2 separate regions of the Homo sapiens genome follow, and region 2 is linked to region 1. Evidence: chromatin contacts called from ENCODE Hi-C or POLR2A ChIA-PET data. All regions are on one chromosome and are shown on one strand. The core of a region is the stretch at or near the end of the contact, and the rest is flanking DNA. Distances in the headings are between cores, read along the strand shown.

Evidence for each region. A loop is a pair of places that touch in the nucleus more often than their neighbours do. ChIA-PET counts read pairs that join two places held with the same protein, here RNA polymerase II (POLR2A). Pooled maps may share reads with other maps.
Region 2: a map of naive thymus-derived CD4-positive, alpha-beta T cell shows a loop between it and region 1 (12-fold over the local background). The contact joins the promoter of ELK4 here to the promoter of LINC01353 in region 1. A Hi-C loop is called at or near these places in 1 of 168 maps with a recorded cell type or tissue (naive thymus-derived CD4-positive, alpha-beta T cell), 1 of 37 single-sample maps with no recorded cell type and 9 of 50 pooled maps. POLR2A ChIA-PET finds 5 or more read pairs at or near these places in 1 of 52 experiments (CD8-positive, alpha-beta memory T cell).

Annotation. Positions count from the first base shown.
Region 1 is chr1:203,285,349-203,289,794 of GRCh38, forward strand. LINC01353 (long intergenic non-protein coding RNA 1353) reads left to right here and starts at 1,804. Exons shown (of 3, transcript NR_117097.1): 1 at 1,804-1,963; 2 at 2,641-2,958; 3 at 3,157-3,450. RefSeq lists enhancers at 1,610-2,809, 4,197-4,446.
Region 2 is chr1:205,630,761-205,635,206 of GRCh38, forward strand. It overlaps ELK4 (ETS transcription factor ELK4), which reads right to left and starts at 1,251. Exons shown (of 5, transcript NM_001973.4): 1 at 872-1,251. RefSeq lists enhancers at 299-718, 1,329-1,638 and silencers at 729-918, 1,009-1,158.

The DNA of each region.
Region 1 (4,446 bases), core at 554-3,053:
ATTGCTGTTGATGAATGTCTCCTGTGGCTTTTAGTCCACAGGAAGGAACTGAGCATTCTCCTCTTGCTGAACCTGGAGCTCAGAGGCCAGGAGAAACATAATATATTATATATAATGTCATATATATTATATATTGATCATGCCTATTACCCCAGCACTTTGGGAGGCTGAGGTGAGTGGATGGCTTGAGCCCAGGAGTTTGAGACTAGCATGGGCAACAAGGTGAGACCCCTTCTCTTAAAAAAAAAAAGAAAAAAGAAAAAAAAAGAAAAAGAAAGAAACAAAGGTGTCGGAATCAGGGAGAGAATTTCTTTTCATAATGGTAGAGAAATTAAACTAGGAAGCCTCTTAAGTAAAGTTCTTTCTTATAATAACAATACTGAGCCCTAAGTGTTTTGCACATAGTAACTCATTAATCAAAAACAATCCAATGTGATAGATATCATTGTAATTTCTACTTTATGGATGAGGCAACTGAAGCACAGCGAATATTAGGTAACTGTTAAAGATAAGATTTGAACCCAAGCGGTCTGGCACAGCAGCCGGAACCTCCGACCACCCATCACACAGTTCCGCCTCTATTAGAAGAAGACCACTCTGGTGAGCTTCCTGGGGGAGGAGAAACTCTTGTTACAATAATCAATAATCAATCAAATTTCCAAGGAGATTTCTCTGGACCTTTGGAGGGAGATTCAAAAGCCCTTCTCCATCCCACTTCTAGGTCTGCTTGCTAAGTCAGGAATAAAGCTACCCTGGATCTTCTGGAACTTTCTGTTCTCTGAGGCAGGAGGGCATTTCTTTGGCCAGGACCTCCCAGCTCAGAGGCTCATTGGCCCCAGAAACATGGGTGGCCCACTGGAGGTGGGCTGTGCCAGTTGGCTTTCAGACGGGAAGCTGCTGGGCACGCTTGTTCTCCACCACACCTCTGCAAGGTGAACCTGGGACTGGGAGGGACAGCCTGCTGAGGACTGAGAGCGTGGGACACTTATGACTGTCACACTCCTTCTCTGCAAATCTTCCTCTAAAAGGCTTCCCAGGGCTTGGCTCTGCTTGGTTCTCTGAGCTCCTCCTGCAGGCAGCTGCCTTTCAGTTCACTATTGTATCCCAGTGAATCCAAAATTAGCTTGATTCACAACAGAAAATGAGCACAAAACCCCTCTATAGCCAGAGAGTGATTGTCTACAAAGTCCTATGTGGTAGAAATAAGGCTTTGCCCCAAGGAGCCATCTGGCTGTGTGCCCTCTCCCACACGCACACTTCCATTTGGCACACTTATTGTTATCCTGTGCTGTGAGGGAACAGAGGTACTGGCCACGGATCCATTGCAGAGGAGCCAGCTTATACTCCCACGGTGCTAGGAAGGAGGCGGGACAGGTAAGACAAGCACACAAACCATGGAAAAAACTGGAGGAAACTTTCCACACCTCTTAAGCAACTGGTGCATTTCCCTGTGGTGTAGGTTGAGTAAGTAAGCCCGAGGAGAGAGGATGGGGTGGACTCAGATGCCCAGGGAGGCAAGTCTTGGTTTGGGGTTTTCAGGAAGGCAGGGCCACTTGTAGAGATTGCAGCTGGTGGTGAACTGGGGTCTGTGGAGGTGGCAGGCAGAAATAGCAACTCGTGTGTCCATGGTGGCACCGTTTTCAATGCGCCTTCATAACCATATCTCGTTTGATCCTGACAGTCCCTCTATAAGCAGTTTGCCACTGTCATTTTTCAGATGAAAACATCGAGGCTTAGAGGGGTTTCTGAGTAGCTGAGAAGTCAGGACTTCACACTCCCGATCTTTCCCCTGGCCTCCAGTTTGCCTGGCAAAGTCACAGGAAGTATCTCCATGGCACCGCATCAGCCCTCACAGAGCAGGAAACCTTGATTTCTACAGAGGCTGTTTCCTCCCAGCCTTGTGCAAGGCCCACTGCAGAGACAAAATTATGGTGGCCAAAGTGTGAATGCCAAGGCCACACTGGTAAGAGCCAGTGGCTGGGCAGCTGCAGTCACCCCACCGAAGGTAGACGGGTGTGGCTCAGTGGCAGGCAGAGGCTGGTCCCCACAGGGAGGAGGAGGGAGCCTGTGGGCGGCCCAGGGGCTGCCCCTCTGTCCCCAGGGGAGTGGGTGGAGGCCTGAGGGGGACTGTGCTGAGATGTTTGGTCATCAGAGGTCTGGGTGGGGGGTTGGGGAGGTAAAGCAAGAGTCTCTTATTTTTAAACCAATCAATGAGAGGACAGCTGTTCTTTGTTTCCATGAGCTCAGCAGAAGAGGAAATGGTTTGCCTGTGCGGTGGGGGAGGAGGAGAGGGTAGGGTTTTAGGTTAGTGCCCTGGCTGTGATGAAGTGGAACTTGTTACCCAAGGACTTCCCTTTTAGGCAGAATGTCTGCTTTCCTACCAGGAAGAGTGGCTTGGCCCTCTGCTGAGGCTCTCAGAGGTTCTCCCAGCCTTGGGATCGCTGAGTAAAACCAGTCAGCACCATGTCACCCTATGGAGACTGGTATTACCTTGCGCCTGTGTGTGGTGACAGCGGGCATCCTTTGGCCTGCATAGCAAAGGGCCACTCCCCTCCTTTCCTCCTGTCTCCCTTCTTCCCCAACCCCTCTCTCTTGGAGGACAGAGTCTGCTCCCCTAAATTCTACTGGGTTCTTTTTCAGGCCTCCATCCCTGGGATTTGCTGGTAGAAGAAAGGGAATCAGCGCTGACTGAGCTCCTACTATGTGCCCTTCCTGGGCCTGGCACTGGAATCACAGGATGAATGAATAAGGCATATTTCCTGCCCTGAGGAGGCGTCTATAGGGGAAGTCGGAATTAAGGCACCTCCAGAATTCTGAGGTCAAGGGAATGTCAACAGAGCTGTGAACAAAATGCCCAAAGCCATGAAAATCTACAGAGAGAGACTCGAAGGGGAGGAATGGGGTAGGAGCTGGTGCCGAGGATGAGAGGGGAGAATTCACCTGGTGGAGAACTGATAGGTGGGGGCTGTTTTCAAAGTATTTTCACAAACGTTTATTCTCTTGACTCTCACAATAAACGAAGCCAGCCAGAAAGTATTCTCCCCATTTCAGTGATAAGGAAATGGAGGCTCAGAAGGGTGGAATGGCCCAGGGCAGGGCAAAGCTGGGGTGGAAGCATCGGTCTTGTGCTTCCACACTCATTGCACTTTCTTCCAGGCCAGGCTGAGGTCGGGATGGTGGAGGAGGTGGTGGAGGTGATGAGGTACCAGAGCAACCTCGAAGAAAGCTGAGAGGCAGGAGACCGCCAAAGGCAAACTTGGAACACCTGGTGACTCCGACTAACTCTCCATGTGGTGTCCTTGAGGACTTTTATGATACTGCTACCACTGCTAATAGTAATAAAAGCCACTATTTAATGTGTTTACTATGCGCTGGGTGTGCAAATATTGTGGAAAGAGTGAACATATGTGCAGAATGCTTAATAAACGTGATCTCCTTTTATCTTCAAAAGAACAATACAGGCCAGGTGCGGTGGCTCATGCCTATAATTCCAGCACTTTGGGAGGCCGAGGCAGATGGATTGCTTGAGCTCAAGAAGTTTCAGACCAGCCTGGGCAACATGGCAAAACCCCATCTCTACAAAAAAATACCCAAAAAATTAGCCAGGTGTGATGTTGCCTGCCTGTGGTCCCAGCTACTCCAGAGGTTGAGGTGGGAGAATCGCGTGAGCCCAGAAGGTCAAGGCTGCAGTGAGCTGTGATCCTGCCACTGCACTCCAGCCTGGGGTGACAGAGTGAGACCCTGCCTAAAAAAAAAAGAATCAATACGATTAATACTTTTACTTCTATTTTTCAGACAAGGAAATTGAGGCTCAGAGAGGTTAGGAACTTGCCAGAAGACCTACCAGCAAGTGGCAGAGCTAAGGTCCCATCTGACCCCAAAGCCCACCCATAACCGCTATGCAGTACTGTCCAGGCAGAAACACAAACATTACCCCATTGTTTTTATTCTTCAACACCTTTGGTATCATCCAGTCCCAGGACACTGGCTCCTGAGGAAGGAAGGCCCCTCCCACATCCTTTAAAATTCCCAGGCATAAAACCATGTTCACCAGCCACCGTGAGGGTAAGCCTCAGAGACAGGGACCGTGCCCACAGCCAAAGCAAACTTGCCACATCCTCGGCCAATGCCCTGCCAAGGAGGGCCACTAGCTATTTTTCATGCCTCAAACTCCCACTCTATCACAGCACCCAGAGCTTGGGGATGGGGTGAGTTGTCCCCCCAGACAACTCTCTACCGTGGAGAGACTGGGCCAGGGGAAGTAGAGAGAGGAAGTAGACCTTAGATAGAGGAGCGAATGTGGGTGGCTAAGCACTGTGGGTGTGAAGGGATGGTTGGGAGGCCCTGGGGACTTTCCCCGGAGGCTGAGCTACCCAATTTACTCCCCAACCCACCACAGGCAGGCACGCACACCCATAATTTCAGGCGAGACGAGGCAGGCCTCTG
Region 2 (4,446 bases), core at 1-2,500, 2.3 Mb after region 1:
TATTGAATCATACTACATTTTAATGAAAACACCGCTGCCAAACCTAAATATTGAAGCACCAAGTTTTCCAAGCCAGGGGGTGTAGGGGGTGGGAAAAGACGACAGAGGATCTGATCTATCAACCAAAGAGATGGACAAACCATTCTGATGAGGCATAGAACTCCAGAATCTTTATTTAAATTCCCCAAATTTCAAATAGCAATAGCTGGAGAAAAAGTGAAGTGTGTACTTTTGACTACTTCAGTCAACAACATCCCTATTTCCTTCCAAGGCCAGTTACTATCCCGCCCCGAAAGATGTTTCCAATTGATCTTCCCAGGAATGAAGTTACCAGCCTCGATGCAGCTGTGCACAAGGCGGAAAGTAAAGAGGGGCGGGGGGCCGCTGGAGCGAAAGAGAAAAAGAAATGAAACTCGACACCGGATGACTAGCGAGCTAGGGGAGAGGAAGAAACGCGGACGGCCGCGTGTGCCCTACAGGAGATCAAAGTCTGGGGGAAGAGGTGCAACCTCACCGGGCCTTGGTAAGCACTGAATTACTGTACTTTCATTTTCCAACTTCCTGTCACTACAGAAAATGAGAATTGCTCCCCTCCTCCCCATCCACGCCGAAAAAATCGCCGCCACCTTTCGCCCACGAGACTTCGGGGGACCAAGAGGCGACGAGAGCTGAGCGGTGCGCTGCGGCGTCCACCTGTGCGCCGCGGTGCCCGGCGGGCCGGGGGCGGACCCAAGGGGAGCGCGCGCGCCCGGCCCCGGCCCCCGCCCCCACTTCCTGTTGTGCCGCGCGCCCCTCGGCCCCCGCCCCCGCTCCCGGCCGGTGGGGCTGTGGCCGCGAGATCCCGAGGGGGCGCGCGGGGCTGACCGCTCACCGACGCCGCGCGCGGGGCTCCCCCTCGGTCTCCGCCTCGAACACGATGCGCCTCTCCGCCCTCAGCCTCCTCCTCACGCTGGAAACTCGAGGACGGCGCGGCAGCCGCTGCGACCCCCGCGGCGGAGCCGTAGAAGGCGGCGGCGGCCAAGCCGAGCCCGCCGGGTGCCCGCAGCCGCCCGCATCTCCCGCCGCCGCGGCTCCTGGCGCCCCGCCCTCCCCGCCCCCGCACGCGGCAGCGGCGGCGCGGGTCTTGGGGCCGCTACACGCCGGGCGCGCGCGTTCGGGGCGTTCCTTGCAGCGGCGGGGCCTGCCAGGCCCTCCGCGGCCGCCGCCACTCTCAAACCCCCCGACTGCTCCTGGGTCCCTCCCAGACGCCGTAGTCGCTACACGTCACTTCCGGGGGAGGGGCTGCGACCCTAAGGGGTGTCGTGAGCCGCGTCTGCCAGCAAACCCGGGTTTGGTGTGGCCGGGGGATGTAGCTCGGGCGCCTCCTGGAGTCGTCTCGCCGCTCTCCGTCGCGTTCGGTGCGGTTGCTTCCAGGTCCCTGAGGCGCCCGTCCGGAACCCGCCAGGACCCAAGCTGCCGCCTGGGCCGGGACCTCGGACTCCTCAAAGGCGCGCCACTTTCTCCTCGGTTGGAGGGAAGAGGTGGCGCTCGCAGAGCAACCTGCGGGGGACCACTTCTGTTGGTGCTAAGCTTTGGGGAGAGTCTCCTCCCTCCTGTGTCCCTCGTCCTCCTTACCACTCGCTGTTAGAAGTTGGGGCCGTCACAGCTTTCTCATCGAAGTGCCAGATCCCAGGACACTACAAACGCTTGATAAATACTAAATTAGCACTGTGGCTTTCTAGCCTGGGGACTGACAAATGGAAGCGCTGGAGTCGTGGGAAAAGCTTGCCCTGACGATGGAGGCAGCGACCAGAAATCCATTCGTGGCTCTACCCCTCACTAACTCACCAATTTTAAGCAACCTTAACCTCTCTAAAACAGTCATCATTTATAAGGTGGAGAGAACCCAATCTTAGAGTTGTTGTAATGATTAAAGAAAATAAGGTGCATGAAACACCTAGCAAGAGTTTCTAGCTTAGAGGTTCTCATTAAGTAAAATTCTTAAGGAATCAGGTCACACTTGATACAAGAGGCTACTTGAGCAGTTTAGCACCAGAAGGAATGTAAAGTCATAAATTAGGACAGCTGAACAAAACCTCCAAGAAATAAATTAGGTGTTTGTTTAACAAGAAACCAAAGAGAGGTCAGTGTCTGAGTTACTGGTTATTCGAGGCCATTTACTAGCTGTGTGACCTGTAGTGAGTTGCTTAACCTTTCTGGACCTCAGTTTCCTCATGTAAAATGACGATAATGAGCAGCATTGCTGAGAGGATTAAATGAAGTATAGAGCATAATGTACTTAGTGCATTACCTAGCACATAGTAGATACCCAGTAAATCGTGGTGTCATTTATTTTTGCCCCCACAATTGAATGTATAGTTAATTGAACTCACTGAGTGAAATGTGATTCTGTCATCCTTTTGTAGGCTTTTGGAAGAGAATCATCACTTCCTTGATTTCCAGCCTCCTCTTCCATAATACAGAGTAATTATAATCCACAAAGGTAGCTATTCCTGTAAAAACAACTCTACCAAAAGATGTTACCTTTCCAAAATTAGTTTTACCAAAGCATGCAAACATATTAAGACATGTTTTATAAGGAACATGCAGTATCTGAAAAGCACTAGCAGTCTTGGCCCCTAACATAAAATTTTCCTTGCAACAAGTTCCATCTTGGAAACCAAGAAAAAAAAAAGTATTAAGGTAGGCTGTTTAGGATACACCTATTGGAAACATTTGTTTATAAAAAGATTTCATTTTAAAGCCCCCTACCAAGAACAGTTAAGGGTTGTGGAGATCTGCACACTACGCTGCTCTGTTCAAACTGGCAGTAAACATCTGATTCGGCCTTAGGGCCAGTAGTTGTGTCATATCCCTTTTAGACTGAGCTTACGGCATTGTCAATTGCAGTGTATTTTTGGAAAACAGCCTGCTTTGGGAGTTCTTAAATTAGTCATAGCAAATCTGTCTGCTTTTAAATTGACTTTTTTTTAAGGCGGTACATATTGACAGAAGAGAAAGGAAGAAAAGTGGATTTCTAATTAGAGAACTTGAGGGGAAAAGTTAATTAATGTGCCTGGTTTTCCCACTCAAGATTCTATAAATACACAATCTCTCTCCATGGTTCCTCACACAACAGATGGTTCTGTTTGTGCAAACTCCATGGTAGTTACGTTGGTCAACCAAAAAGACTGCTTTTTCGTTATCTTGTTTGGTCACTTTCCCACCAGATAGATGGATTCCTGATCTTAGCCTTAGTTACTCAGAGCCATCCCAAAGAAAATTTGTAGATTTTATTACAATGTTTATTTATTTTTTTGAGACAGAGTTTCGCTCTTCTTGCCCAGGCTGGAGTGCAATGGCGCAATCTCGGCTCACCGCAACCTCCGCCTCCCGGGTTCAAGCGAGCCTCCTTCCTCAGCCTCCCAAGTAGGTGGGATTACAGGCATGCGCCACCATGCCCGGCTAAATTTTTTTGTATTTTTAGTAGAAATGGAGTTTCTCCGTGTTGGTCAGGCTGGTCTCGAACTCCTGACCTCAGGTGATCCGCCCGCCTCGGCCTCCCAAAGTGCTGGGATTACAGGCGTGACCCATCACGCCTGGCTTAAAATGTTTAAATATGTATTTTCTACCTGGCCTGCCCTAGATTTTGTTTTTTGTTTTTTGTTTTTTGTTTTTTTTTTTGAGACAGAATCTCACACAGTCACCCATGCTAGAGTTACAGTGGCACAATCTCGGCTCACTGCAACCTCCGCTTCCCGGGTTCAAGCGATTCTTCTGCCTCAGCCTCCTGAGTAGCTGGGACTATAAGTGTGCACCACCACGCCCAGCTAATTTTGGTATTTTTAGTAGAGACGGGGTTTCACCGTGTTGGCCAGGCTGGTCTCAAACTCCTAACCTCGTGATCCGCCTGCCTTGGCCTCCCAAAGTGTTGGGATTACAGATGTGAGCCACCGGGCCTGGCCTAGATTTTTTTTCTTAATCACTGCAGTTAACTCAGCTCTGCAACCCCTTGCCCCTAATTTAATTACATTTCCTATCCCAATAACACCTAGTTATGATCATTACTTCTCAAGGCAACTTCCTCTTCCCTCTCTTTATTTCACTGCTTCATCATTACTCCCAGTCACTATCCCTTTTTCCTAAAGAAGTGTTTCACGGATTTTTGACTGACTAAGCAAGCATGGAGCCATCCAGTTGCCTGTTACGTCTTTCAAGCAATATCCTGTAGCACGTGACATTAAGAAGAGATATCTTTTAAGTCAAAGACAGCACCCACAACCCCAGGTGGGGACAAGTGTGGAGCAAATTGCAACATGACTGAGAAGAAAGAATAAAAATCTGGGATATCTGGGTTCTAGCCTTTGGGTCTCCCTAAACTCAAAACTTGAACCTCCTGAGAAAATCCTTGCGACTTACCCTTTCTGGGTTTCACTTTCAACATCTTTAGAAATAAAAGAGACATAC